Linked DNA regions of Mus musculus: regions 2 and 3 are each linked to region 1. The links are chromatin loops, found by intact Hi-C in ENCODE. Cell type or tissue: left cerebral cortex. All regions are shown on one strand. Region 1 overlaps Srl (sarcalumenin). Region 2 overlaps Glis2 (GLIS family zinc finger 2). Region 3 overlaps Coro7 (coronin 7).

What was found. A loop is a pair of places that touch in the nucleus more often than their neighbours do. Peaks named below come from ENCODE experiments on the same cell type or tissue, not always from the same donor. Only the 100,000 strongest peaks of a DNase experiment are listed, where the experiment ranks them.
Region 2: it touches region 1 in a loop (5-fold over the local background); 24 of 42 quality-filtered maps call a loop at or near these places.
Region 3: it touches region 1 in a loop (33-fold over the local background); 2 of 42 quality-filtered maps call a loop at or near these places.

Annotation. Positions count from the first base shown.
Region 1 is chr16:4,486,048-4,494,047 of GRCm38, forward strand. Srl (sarcalumenin) reads right to left here. Exons shown (of 7, transcript NM_175347.6): 3 at 7,732-7,833; 4 at 6,247-6,342; 5 at 1,446-1,562; 6 at 230-463. Among named protein-coding and RNA genes, the nearest start is that of Srl, 33 kb to the right of the region's middle. In left cerebral cortex, a CTCF peak has its summit at 3,155 (motif pointing right); DNase peaks (open chromatin) are centred at 3,164 and 5,695; H3K27ac peaks cover 457 bases.
Region 2 is chr16:4,604,809-4,612,808 of GRCm38, forward strand. It overlaps Glis2 (GLIS family zinc finger 2), which reads left to right. Exons shown (of 7, transcript NM_031184.3): 2 at 3,790-4,010; 3 at 5,450-5,622; 4 at 6,472-6,648; 5 at 6,725-6,858; 6 at 6,943-7,061. The coding sequence starts at 3,839. Among named protein-coding and RNA genes, the nearest start is that of Glis2, 14 kb to the left of the region's middle. In left cerebral cortex, CTCF peaks have their summits at 2,003 (motif pointing left), 3,204 (motif pointing left) and 7,070; DNase peaks (open chromatin) are centred at 2,049 and 3,205.
Region 3 is chr16:4,662,531-4,670,530 of GRCm38, forward strand. Coro7 (coronin 7) reads right to left here. Exons shown (of 28, transcript NM_030205.4): 4 at 7,972-8,000; 5 at 7,328-7,511; 6 at 6,214-6,290. Among named protein-coding and RNA genes, the nearest start is that of Coro7, 13 kb to the right of the region's middle. In left cerebral cortex, a CTCF peak has its summit at 4,848 (motif pointing left); a DNase peak (open chromatin) is centred at 4,841.

The DNA.
Region 1 (8,000 bases):
AGGTGTCTTGCTTTACTGCCTTCTATCTTATTTCTTTACAACAGGCCTCTCATTCTGTTTGGCTAGGCTTCTTGGCCACAGAGCTCTAGGGGATCCCTATAACAGGGAGGTATGGACACGGGCAACCTTGCCTGGCTTTTTACATGGGTGCTAAAGATTTGAAGGGGGGTCCTCACGCTTGCAGAGCAAGTGGTCTTCCCCACTGAGCATATCCCGTCTCCTAAATTACCTCTTTCTTGTTGCTTGCGGTTCTCAATGATGCCTGGTGTATCCACGAATGTGACTCGTTCTAGAAGCTTGTGGGGAACCTCAATGCCAATCAGCTTCTCCAGAAAATTCTGGCCAAACTTTTCCAGTGGTGAGAAGGATCGGGCACTATCAGCAGCCATGACGATGCCCTCAATGGTTTTCAGCTTGGGCCCATGCATAAGGACAGTGAACTCAGAGGTGGTAGGTTCAGCACCTGCATGCATGGGAGGAAAACAGCAAGCACTGAGGAACACACTACTGGAAGGGGTGTGAGCAAGCAAGGTGTCTTGGAAAGGACCTTGGAAAACACCTTGGAAAACACCACAAAGATAGGTTTGCTAGGCTCCTGCCTTCTCCTCTCACTTTTTAATTGTGCCAAATACACAGAACATAACATTTACCATTTTGATCATCTTTAAACCGATTGTCCAGAGCATTAAGTATATTCACGTTATCACGAGCCAGTTATCCTCACTCTCCATTTCCAGAACCTTATCATCTTCCCACACTGAAACTGTCTCCACTAAGTAGCACCCCCCACCCCCTCCCCTGGCAACATCCCCCATCCCCACCCCCTCCCCTGGCAACATCCCCCATCCCCACCCCCTCCCCTGGCAACATCTACTCTCTTTCTGTCTCTGAGTTTTGCACCTCATATGAGTAGAATCAAACCACATCAGCTTTACTGCTTGGCTTGTTTTGTTTAGCATATTGTTTTCAAGGTTTATCCTTGACAAGGATGTTTCTGATGTGTTGTGACAGCGGGCATGGTTCACTCCTCTGTGTGTGTGTGTGTGTGTGTGTGTGTGTATGTGTGTGTGTGTGTTGCATAGCACAGGGGTGGAAGTCGGAGGACAGACAACCGTGGGTATCCTCAGTGTCACTGCCGCTAAGCTTTCAGGGGTGCCCCGATCTCCCTATAGAAGTTCTGCAATCTCAGACGCATGTGCTGCCACACCTGCCTTTTCTATGGGGACCTGGGGACCTGACTGCCAGCCCCCTCCTTTCCATTGTGTGCTCAGACTACTTCATCCAGCCATGGACCCTTGAGGTGTTTCTACTTTGGGCTTTTATGACTAGTGCTGCCATGGGGGTGACAAAGCTTCCGGTTCTTACATGTTATCTCCACTAATATTATAAAGGCATACAATAATTTCTCATCTGCTTTCACAATTTATACCCCCCCCCGTGTTCACCTGTATAAAGTTGGTATCGAGTATCTTCTAACCCAAGGAGGTAGTTTATCATGGTGGATTTGCCAACACTCCACGGTCCCAGGAACAGCACCATTGGCTTGGAAGTAATCTCCCCGTCTGCAGGAATCAGAAACAGACGTGACCTAACATCAGTTCTTACTTGACAGGCACAGCACTGTTCTCCAAAGCACTCTGCATCCCCCTGTCCCCCCACTGTCATCCAGAGCTTGTGGGGTTCTGTGTGGATCAAACTGTGTCAGGGGCTTTATAAGAGCATTCACTCCAAAGACACCAGGAGCCATTGTTTTGACCTTTTCCAGATCTTTGGCCTGCACCAGAAGGAGGAGTTGGCTGGATTGCAGGCTTGGTGCTCACGCTGGGAACAGTCTCCTGGCTTAATCTAGAGAATGTCTCACAAAAAGGACAAAACTTCTGCATTTCGAAGATTGAAGTTTGCTACCTGAATCAACAGTAAGAAAGGACATGGGAGAAGCATAGACAAGGTTGAGCCATCCGAGCTCCAGGCTCTGCCCATCTGCAGCTTGCAGCTCTCCTTATCTCTTCACTGGGGCTCTTCACATCCTCCCCTCAAGCTCAGATTAGTCTTAGTCCATGACAAGTCTTCCAGGGTCTGAAACCAAACACTGAAAACTGGGAATCCTTAGATTCTTGGTCCCTGAGGCCAAGGTCCTCTAAGACACCCTGCTAGGAATCACACCCTGCCAAGGCTACTGGAGAGGGGTATGAGAGAGAGAAGCAGAATTCTCTAGTGTCTTCAAAAGAAAGATGGTGGTTTAGGAGGGTGCTCACTAGCAGAGCATTTACATAGTATGTGCGAGGCCCTGGGTTCAGTCCCCACTACTGCAAAAATAGAAAACAAAACCAAATCTGGGCAAAGAAGCAGGTAGAGGCTGTAGACAGAGATGCTGTTTCTTATTGCTGCTTTCTGGTCCTCTAACTTCTTTTCTGAACTAGCTGCACTGAGCACCTGTGCTCTCCAGACTTTTGTCTTCCTGAGCCTGCAGACAGACCTCAAAATACAGTCTTCTTTCTTAAACTTTTTTTAAATTTATTTCTTATAATTTTGTATACTGTCCTGACTCAAAAGTCTGAAGTACAAAAAGCCCCAGTCTGTCTAGGCCACAATACACTCTCTATTAGGTAACTAATGCTGGGCCAGTTGGGGTGGGTTTTTTTTTTTTTTTTCTATTTTCTTTTGAGAGGACGTTATATTTCCCAGGATGTTCTCAAAGTCCTGGGCTCAAGAATCAAGTGATTCTCTTGCCTCAGCCTCCAGGGTAGCTGGGCCTATCTATATTTGTGTACCACTACCCTGGACACTAATGCTAATTTCTGGCATTTTTCAGCTGCCTTACTGTGTATACACTGTGTTGTATACCAGTGTTGTACATTCATTTTTGTATAGCATGAATCCCTTCTGCACCTGGCTTTTGGATATACTGGTTTTGTTCCTTTGGGAGTAAAGCAAAGTCCTAAAAGATGATGGCTTCTGTATGGTGAGCACAAGTCGTGGGCTGGCCCTTCCCTCTTGTGTGTAAGCACACATGAGAGGCACTCAGCCTGGGAACACGGCGATTAGGCATCTCAAGAGAGTTATGCCAGTTATGGATTTTTCCAAAAAGCCAGCGCTGGTTATGTGAGACAGAGCTTCGAGTGTTGCTGTTCCAATTCTGCACAGCAGGGGGCATTGTGGGCATATGTGGGAGACCAGCAATAAGCTTGAAGGATAGGGGGCATGCAGGAAGCTGGCAGGACATTAGGACAGAGAAGCCAAGTCCAGAAAGGGAAGCCAGAAGAGAGCCAATTGGCCTTTGCTGAGAGCCAATCCAGGGGCAGCTGGCAGCCTCTTGGCCACTGAGGCTTTAAGTTTGGAGTTTCCCTGGGAGGGTCATGCCACTCTTGGTGTCAGAGTAGGGAGACAAGTACAGAGGACAGAAGAAAGCCAGCCACTGTTCTGTGACCTCACACCAGGCCTGCACGCGCTCGAAGAAGCAGGAGCGGCGGGCGGCGGGCTCTTAGGCCTGTAAGAATGGTATAGGAACCGACAGCACAGGGCATTCATCCCCTGGGGAAAGGAATGGGGCCGGGGTCCTGACAGTGGCCAGGGCAACCAGCACTGCCTGGCATTAGATTCCTGTTCTGTAGAGTAGGAACAAATGTGCCCTCAGATACACAGCTACTCAATAGGCATTAGGCTAATATGGAAATTGCCAGGTAACACAGGAAGAGATTTGTCATGTGATTTACAATTAAAACAAGGGCTGGGGTTATAGCTCTGTAGTAGAGCACTTGCCTAGGATGCTCAGGGCCCTGGGTTCCATCCCCAGAACTGAAAAGAAAAAAATAACAATTATGAAAGCTTTAAACCAGGAGTTAGAGTAGCTGTGGATATAGCTCAGTGGCAGGGCACCTGCTTAGCATATCTAAAGTCTGGGGTTGTGTCCCCAGCACTGAAAAATGAGTCACACTTTTAAAGATGGCAAACCATGGTGGAACAAGAATTCTCTGGTATGTTCTTGTGAATACAGATTGGAGTATTTCAAGGCAATTTTCTAACAATGATTAAAATACTTAATTCTAGTGTTCTATAATAATTTTTAAACATGTATTTGTGGGGCCGGGGTATGCCAGAAGATAAATTACGGGAGTTGGTTCTCTTTTCTTACCATACAGGTCCAGGGATTGAATTAAGGCTGTCTGGGCTGCAGGTACATTTGCCTACTATGCCATCTTGTCAACCCCTTTGCTGTACTATTTTAAGGACAAACAAGCAAGCAAAACATGTCTTACAAATATCTGTACACAAAATATATGAATTATGCTAGTGTTTGGAATGGTTTAATTTCATTTTGTTTAGATAGCATCCCACTCTAAAGCCTATGGTGGCCTGAAATTCATTCTGTAGCCCAGGCTGGCTCTAAATCCTTAGTCATTCTATTGCCTCAGCCTTACAAGTGCTGAGACTACAGGCATAGCCAGCATGCCCAGCTTTGGAACATATGTATGTATGTATGTATGTATGTATGTATGTATTGGGGGTGCACAGCTTGGTGTGTGTATCGAGGCCAGAAGGGCCTTGTGGGGCCTGATTCTCTCCCACCGTGTGGCGTTCAGGAACTGAACTCACGCTTAGATGCAAGTGCTTCTACTTGCTGAGCCCCCTCGCTAGCCCTACTCGTTTGTTTGTTGTCGTTTTCAAGATAAGGTTTCTCTGTGTAGCCCTGGCCGTCCTGGAAGTCACTCTGTGGACCAGGATGGCCTTGAACTCACAGAGATCCACCTGCCTCTGCCTCCTGAGTGCTGGGATTAAAGGTGTGTGCTATCACACCTAGCTTTTCTGCCCCCTCCCCCAAAACCAAAACATTTGTTTTTTTTTTTTTTCTTTTTGAGCTCTGGCTGCCATCGTCTCACTATGTAGAGCAGGCTGGCTTCAAACTCACAGATATTTGCCTTTATATTTTAAAATTTAGAAAGTGTACAGCACCTATTGTGCCTCAGAAATTAGATTCTGGTTGTATAGAACGTGGTGTATTCTTAGAAGACAGGCAAGAAGCTTCAATAAAGAATAATGGTGAGTCATGCATGCATGCACATACATCTATATGTATACACACACATGTACATACATATACATATGCACACTTGGTATAATATGATCCCATGTATGTAAGAAGAAAGAGACATTCCTATATTCATAGATATAGAAGAAATGTCTAGAAGAATCTATTACATCCTATAGTTTTGAGCCCTCAAACAAACTGTGGGTGTCTCTGGGAGTGGAACTGGATAAATTGGAGATTAAGAAACAAATTGTGTGTGGGAGGGGGCAACATGGTGTGATGGTGTATTTTGGGGACAGGGCCTTGCCATGTAGTAGCCCAGAACTCACTGTGTAGCCTAATCTGTCCGCACAGTTACAACTCTCCTGCCTGTGCCTCCCAAAATCTAGGATTACAGCTCTACACCGTCATGCCAGGCTTTATTATTCAATTTATATTTTTATATTATTTGAATACAGTTGAAACAAGTATGTTTTTTGTTTTTTGTTTTTGGTTTTGGTTTTTTTTCGAGACAGGGTTTCTCTGTATAGCCCTGACTGTCCTAGAACTCACTGTGTAGACCAGGCTGGCCTCAAACTCAGAAATCCGCCTGTCTCTTCCTCCCAAGTGCTGGGATTAAAGGCGTGCGCCGCCGCCACCACCACCATCTGGCAACAAGTATGTTTTACTTTACTATTTTAAAACCAAGCTTTAAAAGAATCCAGACCTTGTCTGGGTGCAGTAGCACACACCAGTAAACCCAGCTCTCAGAAGCCAAGGCAGGAGGTTCTAAGGTTTAGGAAATTCAAGGCCAGCCTGAGCTACATGGTGACACTCTGCCTCAAAAATTATCATCATCTTCATCGTCGTCGTCATCATCACCACCACCATCATCGTGGTCGTTGTCATTATCAGCCAGGGCCACAGGAGGCCTTCCAGGAGGAACAATAAGGAGGCAAGGAAGACTCTAGGTCATTTGGAAGCCAATGTAAAAGGGACCTGAGATGCTTGAGCTCAGGAGGGACCACACTGCCTTACTACCCTGGAAATCAAAATGCCTACTGCTGAGACAAAGTGCTTAGCAATGAAATCACTCTGACAAACTCCTACAGTACTGAGCACTCGCTCCGGTAGGAGAGGCCACTTCCCGGACCTGAGTCCCAGTCCTCCACCCCTCAGGAAAGCCCAGCTCCTAGAGGCCAGGCACACAGGGTGGCGTGAGTGGGGCCATGATGCTGTACCTGTGATCTCATGCTGCCGAAGCTCATTGTACTTGTAAGACTGCTCCAGGGGCTTGATGGACGTATGATAGATCTTCCGAAGTCGCTGCAGCACCGCTGGGGGAGAGGGGCAAGGAGTAAGCTTCAGACAGGGCTATCCCAGGCTGCTCCTCTGCCCATACACAGGGAGAGTCTACCCCTCCCTGGTGAGAAGAGCCACTGGCAGCCAAGACTGTGGAGTGATTGTGTTTGGGAAGCAGCTGGACTACAGCCCACCCTTAGAAATCCTCAACTCAAAAGCGTTTTCCTACCCAATCTGAAAAGCCTCCTGAGATACTTTTAAATTAATTCTTGCCCAGGCACTGTGTCATGCACTTTCAATCCTAGTACTCAAGAGACAGAATAACTGGGTTTCTGTGACTCCAGGGGTACTGTGGTCTACATAGCAAGTTCCAGGCCAGTCAGGCTACATAGTGGGACACTGTCAATAATAATAATGGTGATAATAATAATAACCATTAATAATTGTTTATTATTATTATTATTATTATTATTATTATTATTATTATTATTAGGCAGGGGTATGGCTCACTAGGTAAAGTACCTACCTAGCATGTACAAGCACAAAGCCCTGGGTTCAATGCCTAGCACCATAACAACAATACAGGTATTGTGCTTCACACCTATAATCTCCACTAGGGGGGTTAGGAGGTCAAGGTTATTTATTCCCTGCTACTTAGGGAGTTTGAGGACAACCTGAGACAGGTCTCAGGAAAAATTAAATTAGAGCCTTATAACTTCCTCACTTCAATGCTGTATCCAGAAAAACGAGGCTGCCTTCAGCCTGACTGAAAGCTCTCTCCTTGGGAGATGAGAATCTTGTCTTTGCCTCTGTTTATGCTGCCAACATGTAGAAGGTAAGGAGGCCAGGTGCCCAGCAGGTCCATGGCACAGTGATCCTGGGAGAATTCAGACATGCCTCATGTTCTGGGGGAGCAGAAACCCAGGGTGCAACTGAGAGCTTTGGTTTGTCCTCCTTACACGAGGACAGTGGAGGAGGGGTAATCAGGTCAGTGCACTTCCAGTTGTTGCACTGCTATTCTCTGGCTGTGTGCCAAGAGCAATTTGCCATATTAATCTGAGCTTGGCTAGTTAATCAGTTAAGAAAGGATAACAAGCCCCCACAGAAATCCTTGGTTCATCATAGGGGCAAAACAGAATAGGAGACACAAAAGAGCTTTGTAAACTAAAATCCAAAGCAGTTAGGATGGATTCTTATTAACCATCCTCCCCGCCAAAAGGCAGTGGTGGGTGGTGGGGTGCATCCTACAGGTGATGGTTCTGAAGTTCACCTCTGCTCCGATACTGTGCCCTCAGCATGGTTATCTTCTTCCTCTCCCAGCCTGAGCCCCTTACCTCCAGATTCTCTTCTTTGTGGTTCCCCTGGCCTCAGGAGTACAGGGCTCTGGTGCCCTGGATCCCAGCCCATCTCCCTTCCCCAGTTACCTGAGTAATCGTCAGCTGGCTTGTCCTCATTCAGCATCAGGGTTTTGTCAATGTGGGAGCGGTCCCTCAGGGGAGCCTCTTCACTCGCATCCTCCACCTCTTCTGGGAAGAGAAGCAGACAATGTGCAGTCAGCACAACTAAGCCAGTAGTGCTGCGAGCCTCACAGGGACGGGGTAGGGCTGGGCCTCAAGGAGATGCAGAACAAAGTTGCCAAACTGGAATGAACTTTAAAGGTAGACATAACTTTTAAGACCCGTGATCTGTGTGT
Region 2 (8,000 bases), 120 kb after region 1:
CTAGGTATCCCTCCATAAACCCTCTGAGTGGGGAGGCAGTAACCAACCTAAGTCAAGTCCAGGGGCACAGGTGGGGCCGATAATCCCTTGTTTGTTACAGATGAACTCTGTGACCCAGGGCAGGTCACTCTCCCGAGCCTCAGTTTCTGCATCTATAAAGTGGGATGAAGTGGCACCTGGTGTGACAGGTGCTGCTATGATGGACTATCAGCCTCTGGCTGGTGCAGTCACTGACATAGACAGCATGGTGGTCTTGCCACCCATGATTACAACCCAGGGCAGACACTTCCCCCTAGACTTCAGTTTCCTGGTGCTAAAGTGATGTTCCAGTTGGAGACACTCTTAGATCAGGGCCTGGCTACTGTCAGGTGAAAGGAGACCAGGAATTCAGTTTTAAGTGTGTGTGTGTGTGTGTGTGTAACTGTGAAGCTAGCCTTGAATTACTGATCTAATTGCCTCCATCTCCCAAGTGAGCATGACTGACTGTGTGGAGAGGTGCATCTTGGGTCACTGTCCCCAAGTTCTAGGCTGGTTTTGCCATAACTAACTAAATGTGCAGTTTCCAGACTACCCCTGGTGAAATGGGGGTGTTCACCATATTAGTGATACATACGGCTGTGGGTTGGGGGGCAGTTCACCTTTGCTGAGGTCCTTGTTGAAGGTAGCCCTCCCTCTGGAAGGGAAGAAAGGACTTCACCCCAGCGGGAATTTGGTCCCCTTCTCTTAGCTTGGTGTCTTTGAAGCTTAGTTTCCCCAAGAGGGAGGGATGGTGGTCTATATTGGTCTATAGGGGGCCTGGTGCCCTGCAGGAGCTGCAGCTGGGGACCGTCTGCGCAGGGTCTGCAGTGGGCGCACAATAGCAGTCATTGTCTTGGCATGGCTGGCTGGAGGCGCCCAGCCCACCCTCAGGGTGACCCCCGCTCGGGTTGTGGGAGGGCTGTCTCCACCCCTGCCACCCCGGTGGTCTCTGCTCTTCCTCCCTTACTGCTGCTTCCTCCAGCTCCCTCTGCTCTAATTAGTTCCTTTTGCAGCTGGAAGAGCCTCCAGGGCTGGCCCAGCACCCTTTGGGGTTGCTGCTGCGGGTTCCCTTCATGGCCCTTGCAGGTGGGTGTGTCTCGGGACACACCTAGCCTACCAGGAGTGAGTGCTACAAAGCATGGCCTTTGGTCCCTGATCGCAGCCCTGCAGCCCAGGGTGAGAGTCACTCAGCCATCTGACCAGTAGGAAAACAGGCACAGGTGGTTTCTCCGGCAAGTCTTTCAGGCGGGTGGACTCCCTACCCCTGGGTATTGTACCCATGAGAGAGGGTGGTATCCCGTCCCTTTGGACCAGTAAGTTCCGGAGACCCACTGGTTCCAGATATCCTGAACTATAAGGGCAAGCTGCTGCTGGACCTTGGCTAAGGAGGTGATGGCTTCACTTTTCCCAGGATCATGGCCTGCCATTGTCCTTGTTCCAGGCATTTAAGTCTGGCTGGAGAGCTGAGCTGCAGAGTCAGTTAGAAGAATGGGGGACCTGCCTTTCTCCTCCCCCTTTCATCTAGCTCTAGGACAAAACCAAGCTGAAGCCAGATAGGCTGCTGCTGGCTGGGAGTAGGAGTGAAGAGGTCTTTGAGGTTGGCCATGGTCAAAGCATGAGTGGGGTCATAGGCCATCTGCTCCCTTGGGGTGGAGGATCAGAAAACTAGCAGGACTCGTTGCGACATCTCCTTCCTCCTTTCTTAGGAGGAGTGCAGAGCCTGGGCTGGATCCTGGCTTCCAAGAATGATCCCTACCTCCCTGGACAGAACCAAGGGACAGGAAGTGAAAGGGTATCCCTGGAGACTGGATCTGCTGATGGTGGGGGTGGGGCAGTCATTGGCGTCTCCTTTCCTGCTCTGGGTGCTGGCCTCCTCACCCAGGGAGATGGACCCTAGGTGAATGCTGTGCTGTTCCCTGGAGGTCCTCAGAACCAGATGACAGATCAGAGGCTCCTCCTAGGCTCCCTCTGGTGGGAGGACATGAGACAGGAGCAGGTGCCAAAGGCTACTGCTTGGTTGGCACTGTGACTGAGAGCCAGTGCTTGACTCTCTAGCTCAGGCACCCTGCCAGGGGTCTTTTCTCCATGGTGGGTGGTGGGGGCAGAGAAACCTGTGGCTTTGGGCCAGACGAGGGACCAGGCCACCAGCCCTTCCTGGCTCCTGAATTCTTAATCAGCATAAATATTTACTTCCTTCCTCCCCTTCCAGGCTCCCAGCATAGAGGAGCTTCAGGGAGGTTAGACTGAGACTGCGTCTAAAAATAAACAGGTAGAGACAGACAGACAGATTTAACGGGCTACAGGTCAGGCAGAGGGCAGCCTTTGCCTAGACAGGAATGGATGAGAAGGTCTAAGGCCATCACCATCACCTACCCACCTACATGGGTCTGGGACTCCCAAGAGGGTGGTGCTCTGGTCACCAGGGTATGATACAGTGAGTCTCTGGTCCAAGCGTTGTCTGAGCAGTAACAAGTGCATCTGACAGCCTCAGTGGGGACAAGTTACAGACCTGAATCTCACAGTAAACAGGTTTCCTGTGCTCTGATGATGCAGCCCTGTGTGCCCAGATTCCATGTAGCCACATGTAGTGGGAGCTGGAGATACATCCTTACAAGCAGGATTGCATTGCAGGCCAAGGAAGGGTGCACACTGTGTACTGGGGAATGCCGCTGAAGCTTGGAGTTTGAGGGCATAAGAGGGAAGCAAGGGACGACCAGGTAGGAGAAGCTGCCCTAGAGCCTTGGCCTGGAGAACAGATGGGAGGAACACAGTGAGTGACTGTCCTCTCTGCCATCTCCGCCCCATGTAAGGGCACAAGGTCTTACAAGCCCCCGAGGACACACTCAGCTGCTCCAGGTATTTTTCAGGTTTTTCCTTCCATGCCCACTTTGTATTAAATACAGTAGTAGAGTCTTTTAGTGTGGGTGTTCAGTAAAAAGATTTTTGCAGTGTGACAGTCTACACGAACAAAGGCCAGAGAAACAAGTGGGAGGTCTCTCGAGGGCGGAAGGTGAGGTGTTTGGTGTGGAAGGGCTGGCCTTGTGCTGTGAAGACCCCGCAGTTGCATGAGAGGAGGAGAGTCGCAGTATGAAATTTTAAGAATGTTACCACTAGCTTTTTCTACCTACTGTCCTTTTCTGGTCCTGCAGAACAGGTCTGGCCACAGTCCTCAGCTGCCCCCTGGTGGCAGCCAAAGCTCACTGGCCCTGGTTTTTGTCACAGCCTCTTTTACCTGGGAGGTTCAGTCCTTGTTCTTGCAGAGCCTTGCCTGGGACCAGCCCTCAGGCTGCTTTCCTTGGAGGTGATAGTCCCCTGCCCTGACCGGGCATTTCTGGCACGCTTAGTGGGTGCTTAACTGGTCACCAAGGACTACTGCTTGCATCTTGGAGGATTTTTGCTGCTCCTGGCCTCCTTTTAGGTCTCCGGATTCAGACTGGCAGGCCTCCTAAGCGTAACTTCCCATCTATCAGAAGCAACAGTTGGGGCTTAGCCAGCTAGTTTCTGGGAGATGTAGCTTCAAGTCTGGCCATTCTGCCAGACTGTGAGTTCTGCGTGATTGGGGGCAGTCTCTAACACTCCCATGATTAAATGGAGACTATAAACTTGGCCTATCCCAAAAGGCTAGTAGGGAGTGGCAGTGGAATGTAATTTGACTCTCCAGGATGCCAGTAAGCCAGGCCATTTAGGCTGTCCTCTCTACTCCTCTGCTCCCAGAAGTTTCAATGGGTATAGCTGAAAGAGAAACCTAAGGCTACACGACCTCTCCTGCAGGTTCCTGCCTCAAGACCAGTTGGGTACATCTTTGACACGCCCTCCCACCATGCACTCCTTGGACGAGCCCCTCGACCTAAAGCTGAGCATCACCAAGCTCCGAGCGGCAAGAGAGAAGAGAGAAAGGACACTGGGTGTGGTCCGGCATCATGCTTTGCATCGAGAGCTGGGCCTGGTGGACGATAGCCCCGCCCCTGGCTCCCCAGGCTCTCCACCACCAGGTACTTCACCCGTCAGCTGGGGCCTCAGGCGGGACTGCGCCATGTGTGCCCAACAGGAAGGAGCTTACAGGTTCCAGCTGACAGCGCCACCGGCACTCGTGTCCACTCATCCCTTAAGTGGATGAGATCTGCCTAATTTCACACGGCATGCAGGCATGCATGTAGAACTAGCTCCAACCGAACAAAGCCTATGGAAGGATCTGGAAAGAAGCGGGAGAGGAGTGGGCAAAGCTAAAGTTCCGAGACTGTAGCTGTGGACTCTGAGGTTATTCTATGTATGGGTGGTGACTGAGGGTAGTGATGTGTCTTAGAGATGCTTCGTGCCCACACCTGGGTGGTATTCATCTCATCTGTTTAACCTTCCGAGAACCGGCGTACCATGTGCTTGAGGTGGGAGAGTCAGTCAGCTCATGGAGAATGAATCTAATTTAATAAATCTCAGTGCAGGGTTCCTTCCCGCCTTACGCCATTGACATTCCCCAATGAACACACACAGGACAGACACACACAGCCTCAAGCAGCACAGTAGCAGGGCCTAACCTCCACGCTGCTGCAATCACCTCCCACCCAGAACTCCGAGTTACTACTTACTAGTTTCTGTGTCCATCTTGGCTGCTCTTGACCCAACTGAGCAGCCATCTGGGTCAAGTTCTCTTGGCCCCTTTACATGGCGGCCCTGCTTCTCCCTCCTGCACTCTTCTTCTTCCATGGCCTCTCTCTCCTCTCCTCTCCTCTCCTCTCCTCTCCTCTCCTCTCCTCTCCTCTCCTCTCCTCTCCTCTCCTCTCCTCTCCTGCACACTTCCTAAGGCATGGCAGCTACCTACCTCTTCTCCTCCTCATGGTCCCAAGCTGGAAACCTAACCCCACCCCTCTCTCCTCCCCAACTATTGGCTGCTGGCATCTTTATTTACCATTCAGAATTAACTGGGGGTAGGGTCCTAGAAGCTATGTGCAGACACCCTAGTGCAAACAGTTTTGAAGAACCCAAATTAGCATTTGAATACAAGCAGCTACAAACTTATCCCAGTTTTCCCATTTTATAGAAGGGAACATGGAGGCAGAATATTATAGGGAGTAGGGTAGTCTTGTGTTTCAGTTCCAGTTCTGCTGTTTATCCCATGAGGTAGGTCTCATCTGTAAGATGGGTATTTCTAATTTCCTTCTTTGTTGTTGAGATAACCTTGTGTAGTGTCGGCTGCCTCAGCCTCTTGGGTGCTGTGATTACTCAGGTATAAACACCACAGTATAAAGTCAGCTTCCTGTTTGTGGCAGCCAGCTCTCTTGGTGAAGGTCAGACACTCTGTGACTATGCTAGCTGTTCCTTGGATGTCTGGGGTCCCAGAGGAGTTGGAGTTGGAGATGGTGACAGGGATCCAGAGGTGGTGGGACTTGGTCCACCAAGATGCCAGCTGGCTTCTCTGAAACATGATCTCCTTCAGGTTTCCTGCTGAACCCCAAATTCCCTGAGAAGGTGGACGGACGCTTTTCTGCAGCCCCCTTGGTGGACCTCAGCTTGTCACCACCCTCTGGACTGGACTCTCCCAATGGCAGCAGCTCCCTGTCTCCTGAGTGCCAGGGCAATGGGGACTTGCCTCCACTGCCTACTGCTGTGGTAAGAAAGGGAAGGTTCGCTGGGCGTGGTGGCGTACTCCTTTAATTCCAGCACTTGGGAGGCAGAGGCAGGCGGATTTCTGAGTTCGAGGCCAGCCTGGTCTACAGAGTGAGTTCCAGGACAGCCAGGGCTACACAGAGAAACCCAAAAGAAGAAAGGGAAGGTTCTAGAGAGGGCTCCTTGACAAGTGCCCCCAAATTAGGTGGTTTAAAACAAGAGAAAGGAATTCTCTCAATTCTACAAACTAACAAGTAAAGATGGTGAGAGAGCTGAGCTCCCTAGAAGATTCCAGGGGAAATTCACTCCTTGCTGTTGTAGATTCTGTAATCCTTAGCATTTGTTCCCAGGCTGGTAACTACATCCCGTGTCTCTGCCTGCATCTTCAGCTGGTCCTTCTCCCTGTGTGTGTATGTCTGTGTCCAGGCCTCGCTCCTCTTTGTCATAAAGACAGGAGAGGATCACCTTACAGAAGGACCTCACCTTACCCCATCATCCAGGACAAACTGTTTCCAAACAAGCTCACATGTGGACACCATGAATCAGTACTTCTGTTTGTCTTTTGGGCTGATTTTTTTTTTCCCGTCTTTTTGGTTTTTGTTTTTTTTTTTTTTGTTTGTTTGTTTTATTTTGTTTTGTTTTGTTTTTTGAGGCAGGGTCTCTTTACCTAGCCCTGGAACTTTCTGTAGACTTGGCTGGCCTTAAGATCTACCTGCCTTTGCCTTTCAAGTGCTAGGATTTAAAGGCATGTGACATGTTGATAGAATTTAACACTGTCTACAGGAGGGCAAAAATGGGGGGTGTCTGGGTCTGCCGATGGGGCACTAACTCGCTCCTGTCTTTACTCCTTAGGATTTCCAGCCACTTCGCTATTTGGATGGTGTCCCCAGTTCCTTCCAGTTCTTCTTGCCCCTGGGTTCTGGTGGGGCTCTGCACCTACCTGCTTCCTCCTTCCTTCCCCCCCCCAAGGACAAGTGCCTCTCACCAGAGCTGCCCCTGGCCAAGCAGCTGGTGTGTCGATGGGCCAAGGTGAGTGGGGGCTGGGAAAGTGGTGGGGGCTGGGGCAGCACCCTACTTGGGCTCAGAACCCTGCCTGGCCCCACAGTGTAACCAGCTCTTTGAGCTCCTCCAAGACCTGGTTGACCATGTCAACGACCATCATGTCAAGCCTGAACAGGATGCTCGATACTGCTGTCATTGGGAGGGCTGCGCCCGCCATGGCCGTGGCTTCAATGCCAGGTGAGGAAGCAGGGTGAGGGCAGGAAGTGAGGGGCTGGGTTCCCACTGAGCTGAGTGTGCCCCCCTGGGCTCTTCCTGGAGCAGGTACAAGATGCTCATTCACATCCGGACACACACCAACGAGAAGCCGCACCGATGCCCCACCTGTAACAAGAGCTTCTCCCGCCTGGAGAACCTGAAGATCCACAACCGCTCCCACACAGGTGAGCCTCTTGTGGAGGGGCAGGGGACTGCAGGGAGGGCCTGGAAAGAGGAACAAATCTCATTGTTCACACCCTGCTCCCCTTGTTTGAGATAGGGTTTCTTGTAGCCCTGACTGGCTTCTAACTCTGTAGGCATTGATGACCATGGACTGACAATATTCCTGCCTTCGTCTCCAAGTGTTGGGATTACAGGCATGGCTTTCACATCACCTTGATGTCACTTGCTGGGGTCCACACCTTACAAGGACATGCTCATCTGACACCACCTTAGGGTAGACAGACTGGGCCTGCTCCTCCTCACTGTTCCCTGAGCCCTGCAGAACCACACACACCATCTTAAGTTACTCAAGTACTACATTAAAAGGAGAAAAGCTGGGCACGGTAGCATATACCTTTAATCTCAGTATTTGGGAGTCAGAGGCAGGAGGCAGGAGGATCTCTGCGAGTTCAAGGCCTGCCTGGTCTATATAGCAAGTTCCAGGCCAGCCAGGGATACACAGAGAAATCCTGTCTCAAAAAGCTCAAAAAAACCCAAACCAAACCAAAAAACAAAACAAAACAAAACAAAAAAACCACAAAATTTAAAAAAGCAGTATGAGATAGGTGAAATTAATTATAACTGTATTCTATGAAACCCAATATATAAATATGCATGCGAATGTGTGTGTGTGTGTGTGTGTGTATGTGTGTGCGCGCGCACATTTAAATAATGCCAGCAGACCTAGGAATGGAGATGAATGTCTGTACTCCCAAATGATTGGGAACTTGAAACAGGAGTATCAACACAATGACACCCTATCTTAAAAACAGAAAAACAAGCTGGGCGTGGTGGCGCACGCCTTTAATCCCAGCACTCGGGAGGCAGAGGCAGGTGGATTTCTGAGTTCGAAGCCAGCCTGGTCTACAAAGTGAGTTCCAGGACAGCCAGGGCTACACAGA
Region 3 (8,000 bases), 180 kb after region 1:
TGAGTTTAGTCCCAGTGCTTATATAAAACAAGGTGTGCATCAGTAAGCCTAGCCATGGAGCACGAACAGAAGGGCACTCAGCTCTCACTGCTAGCCAGCCTACCCAAAACAAAGAGACCCAGGTTTGGTAAGAGACACTATCTCACAAAATAAAGTAGGGGAGGGCTGGAGACATGGCTCAGTGGTTAAAAGTAATGGCTCCTTTACCAGAGGACCTGGGTTTAATTTCCAACACCTACATAGTGGCTAACAACCATTTATAACCATATATATCCAACTGGCCTGTGAAGGCACTGCACTCATAGGATCGCTGTCTTCAGACGCACCAGAAGAGGACGTCAGATTCCATTACAGATGGCTGTGAGCCACCATGTGGTTGCTGGGAATTGAACTCAGGACCTCTGGAAGAGCAGTCAGTGCTCTTAACTGCTAAACCATCTCTCCAGCCCAGATTAAATGATTATTAAACATAAAAAGAACTAATCTTTCCTAACCATCCTTTCAGTGCACCAACTGATCAAGATTACCTGAGGGCTCAGATGAAAAAAGACAAATGCTCATGCCCTATATACAGGTCCTATTTCTGCAAGATGATCTGGGTGTCTACATGCTGTCAACATGCCCAAGCACAAATGCATAAAAGCTGGAATGTATGCCTGGCCGTGAAGCTCAGTAATAAAGCCCAGACCTAGCATGCAAACATACAAAAGATCCTGGGATCAACAACTCAAAGAAAAAACAATTCAGTAGAGTTTCTACTCACTATTTATAGATTTGGCCATAGTGAATTGTTAGGCACAAAGAGGGAGTTGAAGATAACATGCCATGGTGTGAGTCTGCTATGGTTACAATAAATACAAATCTCCATTTGAGTGACCATGCTCTTAGACACTTTGGAGTCAAGCAGAGAGAAAAGACTGAACTCAGACCAGTGAGTTAATGCTGGGTGTGAGGGATGTGAGGGGAAGTGGAGGCCAGCCGCATTTCCTTTCTATAGTTTAGTACAGTTCAACTTTGTCTCCATCAACACAGATGCCTGCTTTCATATTTTGAAAAATGATACTCAGACTTACAAATTTAAACATCACCACTTGCATCAGCACCAAGGAAATTAAATGCTTATTTATAAATCTTACAAAGTAAGTATCCACAAAACATGAGGCAAGCTACAAACACCGATGAAAGAAACCAAAGATAGAAACTAACGATTGCATAGTCCATTTTTATGGATATAAAATCAGTTTGGGTGAGTAAAGCTATTGCTGTCCAAGCTTGAGGACCCGAGTTTGGGTCACTAGTACGCCATAGGAAACCAGGCACAGCAAGGCACATCTGTAATCCAAGCACCAGAAGATGGAGGCAGAAAGATCCAGGTTAGCCAATTGGTAAGCTTTAGGTTCACTGAGACAGACAGTGATGGATGGGCTGGGTACAGTGGTTCTACACAGTGAGCCCCAGACCAGCTGTGATGGTTTGCATATGCTTGGCTCAGGGAGTGGCACTATTTGGAGGTGTGGCCTTATTGGAGTAGGTGTGTCACTGTGGGACTGGGCTTTAACACCCTTGTCCTAGCTGCCTAGTAGTCAGTCTGTTGCTAGCAGCCTTTAGATGAAGATGTAGAACTCTCAGCTCCTCTTGCACCATGCCTGCCTAGATGCCACCATGTTCCCACCTTGATGATAATGGACTAAATCTCTGAGCCTGTAAGCCAGCCCCAATTAAATGTAGTCCTTTATAAGACTTGCCTTGGTCATAGTGTCTGTTCACATCAGTAAAACCCTAACTAAGACACCAGCCAATGCTACACAGTGAGACCCCACTTAAATAAATGAAATAGGGTAGAGGGGCTGGTGAGATGGCTCAGCAGATAAAGGTACTTGCTATGGATCCTGGTTGGGTTTTTAGTCAACTCAACACAAGCAAGAGTTACATAGGAAGAACTACCTCATTTGAGAAAAGTCTCCCATCAGATTTCCTGTAGGTAATTCTCTTGACTAGTGATTCTTATGGGAGGACCCAACTCAACTGGGGGTGGTGCCTCCTCTGGGTACATCATCCTGGATGGTGTAAGAAAGCAGTCTGAACAAGCCATGAAGAGCAAGCCAGGAAGCAAGCAGCACCCTCCATGGCTTCTGTGATAGTCCCTGCCCTGAGTCACTCCTGACTCCCCTTAGTGATGCATGTGACCTACAAGTGAGATGTAATGAGTGTCCTCCCAGGTCGTTTTTGAAGGCAGTATTTTATCACAGCAATAGCAACCCTAACTAAGATACTGTGTAAGTCTGAAGATCTGAGTTTGAATCCTGGAACCATAGTACAGGTGGGAGGAGGAAACTGACTGACTCCATAAAGTCATCCTCTGACCTACCCAACTTGTGTACTATGGCACAAGCACAAAATAACTTCTTTCTTTTCAGTTTTTAAAGACAAGGTCTCTCTATATTAGCCCTGATTGTCCTGGAATTCACTATGTAGACCAGGCTGGCTTTGAACTTGGAGAGACCTCCCTACCTCTGCCTCAGGACTGCTGGGAATAAAAGCATGCATCATGCCTGGTTTGGGGGCGTGAAATGCTGACTCAGTAGTTAAGTGCTCTTATCGCTGTCAAAGAGGACCAGGTTCAATCAATCCCCAGCTCTCATTCACAACCATTGTTGACTCCAACTGCAGGGGTCCATAGCCCTCTTCTGACCTCCATGAGCAACAAGCATGCACTGGTGAGCATACAAATATGCAGGCAAAACTCTTGCACAGAAAAGAAAATGAATATATACTGGGGGAAAGGTAGACAGTGATTAGAGAAAGCCACCAATGTCCGGTCTACATGTACTGCACACCCCTCTCCAACATGGAGACACATCAGCAAACAACCTCATGAAAACTGGACTTCAGTTTCTAATAATTTATCAATATTTATATAATTGTAACAATGTATCTAACTAATGCAAAAGGTAATAAGGAGAAGCAGGCATGAGATATGTTGGTAATCCCAGCACTTGCAAGGCTGAGGCAGTAGAAGGTTTCCAAATTCAAGGTCGGCCTGGGTTATATAAAATACAGTAACAGGTCTGAGCATGGAGGCACATGCCTTTAATCCCAGCACTAAGGAGGCAGAGGCAGGTGGCTCTCCATGAGGTCAGTCTGATCTATGGAGCCAGTTCCAGGTCAGTCAGGGATACGTGGTAAGAACCCGACTCAAAACAATTCATCTTATATACAACAAGGTAACAAAGGAAATGGATGTGGAGGGGAAATATATGAACTTTCTGTATTACCTGCTATATTTCCTCTACAAAACAGTCTGCTAAATAAAACTAAAACTGCCAAGAAGTGACTCGCACCTACAATGCCGGTGGTCAGAAAGTGGAAGCAGATCACTTTGAATCTGATGCCAACTTGGATTATGTAAGTGAAGTTACAGGTCAGCTTGAGCTACAGGCTAAGGCTTAAACTATAACCTGAGATCCTGCCTCAAAATATGTTTTGGGGGTGCTAGAGAGATGGCTCAGCAGTTTAGAGCACTGGATATTATTCCAGAGGACTCAAGTTTAATTCCCAGCACACACATATCTGTTTACAACCATCTGTAACTCCAGTTCCAGGGATCCATGGGCACCAGGCACCTATAAGGTACACAGACACACATACAGACAAAACACATATACACATAAAAAAACAAAACATGCAAACAAAAACAGATCTTTTCTGTTTGTTTGTTTGTTTGGTTGGTTGGTTTTTTGAGACAGGGTTTCTCTGTATAGCCCTGGCTGTCCTGGAACTCACATTGTAGACCAGACTGGCCTCGAACTCATAAATCTGCCTGCCTCTGCCTCCTGAGTGCTGGGATTAAAGGTGTGCACCACCACGCCCAGCCTAACAAAAACAGATCTTAAAACCTATCAATAAATGAATAAAAGATCAAATATCAGGGAAGCCGGGTTAATGCTTGCTCTGTGCATAGCTGGAGTCTGTGCTTGAGGAGGAACAACGAACAGCCAGTTCCAGGAAGGACAAGTTCACAGCAAAAGGCTGCGGTCTCCAGCCGGAGACTCACAAAAAAGCCTGGAAGAAACCTGAGTTGAAGCTCAAAAGTCAAGTACGAGACAAGGTGGAAAATCCCATCAAGATGCTGAGACAGGCTTGCTGGTGCATGGTGTGAGGGGAAAGACACACAACGAAGCAGATAGGGAAGATGGAGGAGCAGTGGGCAAAACTGAGCTGCAGGAGGCACATAGTGGCTAGACAGGGCTGGGTACCTAGGCCTGCTAGGACAGTCAGGGAAGCCCAAGGTCTTCTGGAAAAGATTTCCCAACTGCACTTTGCTCTGCACCAAGCACAGTCTGGGTTTTGGGTCCTGAGCAGCATTGCCCCCAACAGTCAGGGTTCTTGGGGCCATGTGACATGCGATCAGCCACGAAGAGGAGGAGGAGGAGAGGCAGAGTAAGAGTGAGCACAGCAGTGACAGCAGAGGGCAGAGAAGAACGTTAGAGATTCAGAACGGGGAAACAGCCACAAGGGATGAACAGCCACATGGAGATGGAAAGTTCCTAAACAGGAGAGCTAGAGAGAACACTTCTCACTCAGCAGGGCTAGAACTGCTGAGGAGAGCTGGATGCATACATTCAAATGCTAACCCCACCACTGACCAGCTTTGTGACCTGTGCAAACAGCGTCCACTGAGCAATGACCAGGTTCCAGCAGCTTCCCTTATAGGGAGGCAACAAACTCCACAGAGAACCAACTAAGTCTAACAGTTTAAGGCTGGATGCAAACCAGGTTCAGAGCAGGCTGGCTTTGAGCTCAAAGCAGGCCAAGCCTGCCATCTGTGATGGTTGTGCGCCCTCTAGTGGCTCTGTTTTCTTCTCTCAGTCATTAGGATTAGCCTGAGTGCTCAGAGAGGAGGCTGAGCAGCCCTGCTTTAGCAGTGGTAAGACAGGACTCAGGTACCCCTGATGGAAAATGTCATGCCATTTTGGCAGCACAAGCAGCAATGGCAATAAGCTGTTAGGCCAAAGCCTAGTCTACAACTGCTGGCAAAGAGGGGCTCTGACTCTGTCTCATGGAGTGAGCTTACCTACCACTCTGGGCATCCTATGTAAGCCCATGGGCATCTCCACCTAGCCTGTGGTCATAAGGGGCAGCCTCCTGCTATCAGTACTATATTAGTAAAGCTAGGACTTCCTCCCAGGATCTCAAGACACCTTTCCAGCGAAGGAAAGCAGAAGTGGCATATGATCAAGGTACCTTCTAGTCCTAGCATGTGCTAGGGGCCAGCCTGGAAGAGATGGTACATCCCCACCGGTAGCACACCTAGGTCTGGAAAAGAGGGGAAGGAGCAGGGGCCACTTTATAAGCTCATAACTTTACTGTGCCTTCTGCCTGGGAAACAGAGATTGCTTGTCCTGAAAGCTTTGAGCTCTGGGTATAGAGAGGAAATGTCTTCGTGTGCGGAACTAGCGTGAGTCTCCTGGGCTTGGCTTTCTCCATCTAAGTTTGCCTTGCAAGATACAGCAGGCCACCCACCCCTCAGACCCTAACCTTCCTACCTGTTCACTGCCACCACAAGACCACCAGCTCTTACTCCTGAAGGCTCGGCAGTGTCTCCAAACCACAGACACATGCTCACTCTGCCATTCCTGCCCCCGGAATGAACTCTGCCTCTGGCTGAGGCCAAATCCGGATCTATGACCAATCTGATCAGTTCAAAGCACTATGTCCCTTTCAGAGGTTAAGTTACAGGTCATATCTGCCTAGTTATCTGTACTGTCCTTGAAGCAAGTTGGATGTTATGGAAGGCTATTTGGAGAAACTATTCAGGCAGCTGGTATGGCTTTGCTTATAGGCAAAATCAAACCAAACAGCACAGGCCAGCAAGAGGCAGCGTGAACTTTCCTCAAGCCCCTCTAGTGGGGCCTCAGATGGAGCAGGGAGCTCAAAAATGCCAATCCCTAGCACCTAGGTGGTGGCGCACGCCTTTAATCCTAGCCCTTAGGAGGAAGAGGCAGGCAGATTTCTGAGTTTAAGGCCAGTCTGGTCTACAAAGTGAGTTCTAGGACAGCCAGGACTACACAGAGAAACCCTGTCTCAAAAAAACAAAGCAAAACAAAAAAATGCCAATTGACTGACTTGGCTCTTCAGCTCATATTGTTAAGCATACAAGGCTGATCATACCAGCCCCACATGATGTTTTAAGACTGCTTGCTGCCTGCTTACCTTACATGCTGTGCCCACAATGGCTCCATCCCGGCTCCAAACAGCACTCTGCACCAGGTCCTTGTGGGCCTCCAACTCTGCAGGGAAACAGCCAAGGTTAAGCACCAGGTGCTGAGGGAAGCAGGGGAGTAGATGAGGGGAGGCCTGCCTTGGGGTAACCCCAGTTGCAAAGTCAGCAGCAATGATGGTCTTTCAGCCTGCAGGGAGTGGGGACAGCAGCTTTATCAAGACATGCTACAGATGCATCTACAGGCTTCCTTCAAGTCTGCCCTCACCAGGATATGCCTCTATTTGATAACCCTCTGAGGCTGCTGCATGCTTTTAATCCCAGTACTCAGTGGGCAAAGGCCAGCCTGGTCTCCCACCCCCTCAGGAAAAAGCTTCCGAGATTCCCTGCTCCGCAGCGTGGCTCTCATTTCCCAGGCACATTTGCTGGCTCTAACACATCCCGAACCCCGGCACTGCCACCACCACTGCTTTCCAGCTCCCTCCTCCTTCTGTAGTTTGGGGGTTTGGAGTACAATAGATGCCTGCTGGAAGCGGACAGTGATATACTACTCATTATAAGGCTTTAGAATGTATACCCTATGCCTGTCATCTTTTGTAGGTTGTTGGGGATGGAACCCAGGACCTCAGAAATGCAAGGCAAGCAAGCACTCACCATCGAGTTGTACCCCATCCTTGATATTTTATTTATTTATTTATTTATTTATTTTGGTTTTTCAAGACAGGGTTTCTCTGTGTAGCGCTGGCTGTCCTAGAACTCACTCTGTAGACCAGGCTGGCCTCGAACTCAGAAATCCGCCTGCCTCTGCCTCCCAAGTGCTGGGATTACAATTTTTTTTTTTTAATCATATTTAAGTACATTGTAGCTGTCTTCAGACACACCAGAAGAGGGCGTCAGATCTCGTTACAGGTGGTTGTGAGCCACCATGTGGTTGCTGGGATTTGAACTCCGGACCTCTGGAAGAGCAGTTGGGTACTCTTACCCACTGAGCCATCTCACCAACCCTACTTTTTTTAAAAAAAACACTACCAAAAACACCAATAGAGAAGGGAGGGTTGTCCAGACAGGGGCTGCCAGAGAAGGGGAGCCCTTCCAGAGTGACCGTACCTGTCAGGGGCTGCTGCTTGGCTACATCCCAGACCTTCACAGTCTTGCCAGCTGTGCTCACCAGAACACCGTCTACAGTGGGGTGGAACTGCAGTACCTCCACTGGCAGCTCCTCAGGACCCAGCACCACTCCAGGCACAGAGGGAAGCGCTTCTCCAGTGCCAGACAGACGCCAAAGCTTTATCTGAAAGAAAGATGGAGTTTACGATCCAGGTGCTGAGAGACACTACGATAGCCAGACCTGCCCAAAGCTATCCTGGTCCTATCAAGAAAGGTCCCATGCTGAAACAAGGCCTATCCACAAGAGGACAAGGTATCTCACCTGCCTTAGCTGTTGGAGTTAGGTAACCACATATCTTGCCATGGAGAGGGAGAGAGCCCAACTCAGGAAACATAGGACGTGATCAGAGAACAGCAAGGATGGGCTGTGAGTCAGGGCATGGGTTCTGAACTCCTCTTTGGCCTCACACACCACCCTAGCCTGCTCCCCCCAGGGCAAACATCTATTGTAAGGGCAGATCACAACAGCAGCTCTGAGAAGGCACTTGGGGCGAGCAAGGGCATAAACAGAAGCCAGGGCTGCTTGGAGACCCCAGGGTGTAGGGGGTGGGTCATAGGCAGCTCTTGGAATCAGCCCCACTCACCGTCCTGTCAGCTGAACCGGAGGCCAGGA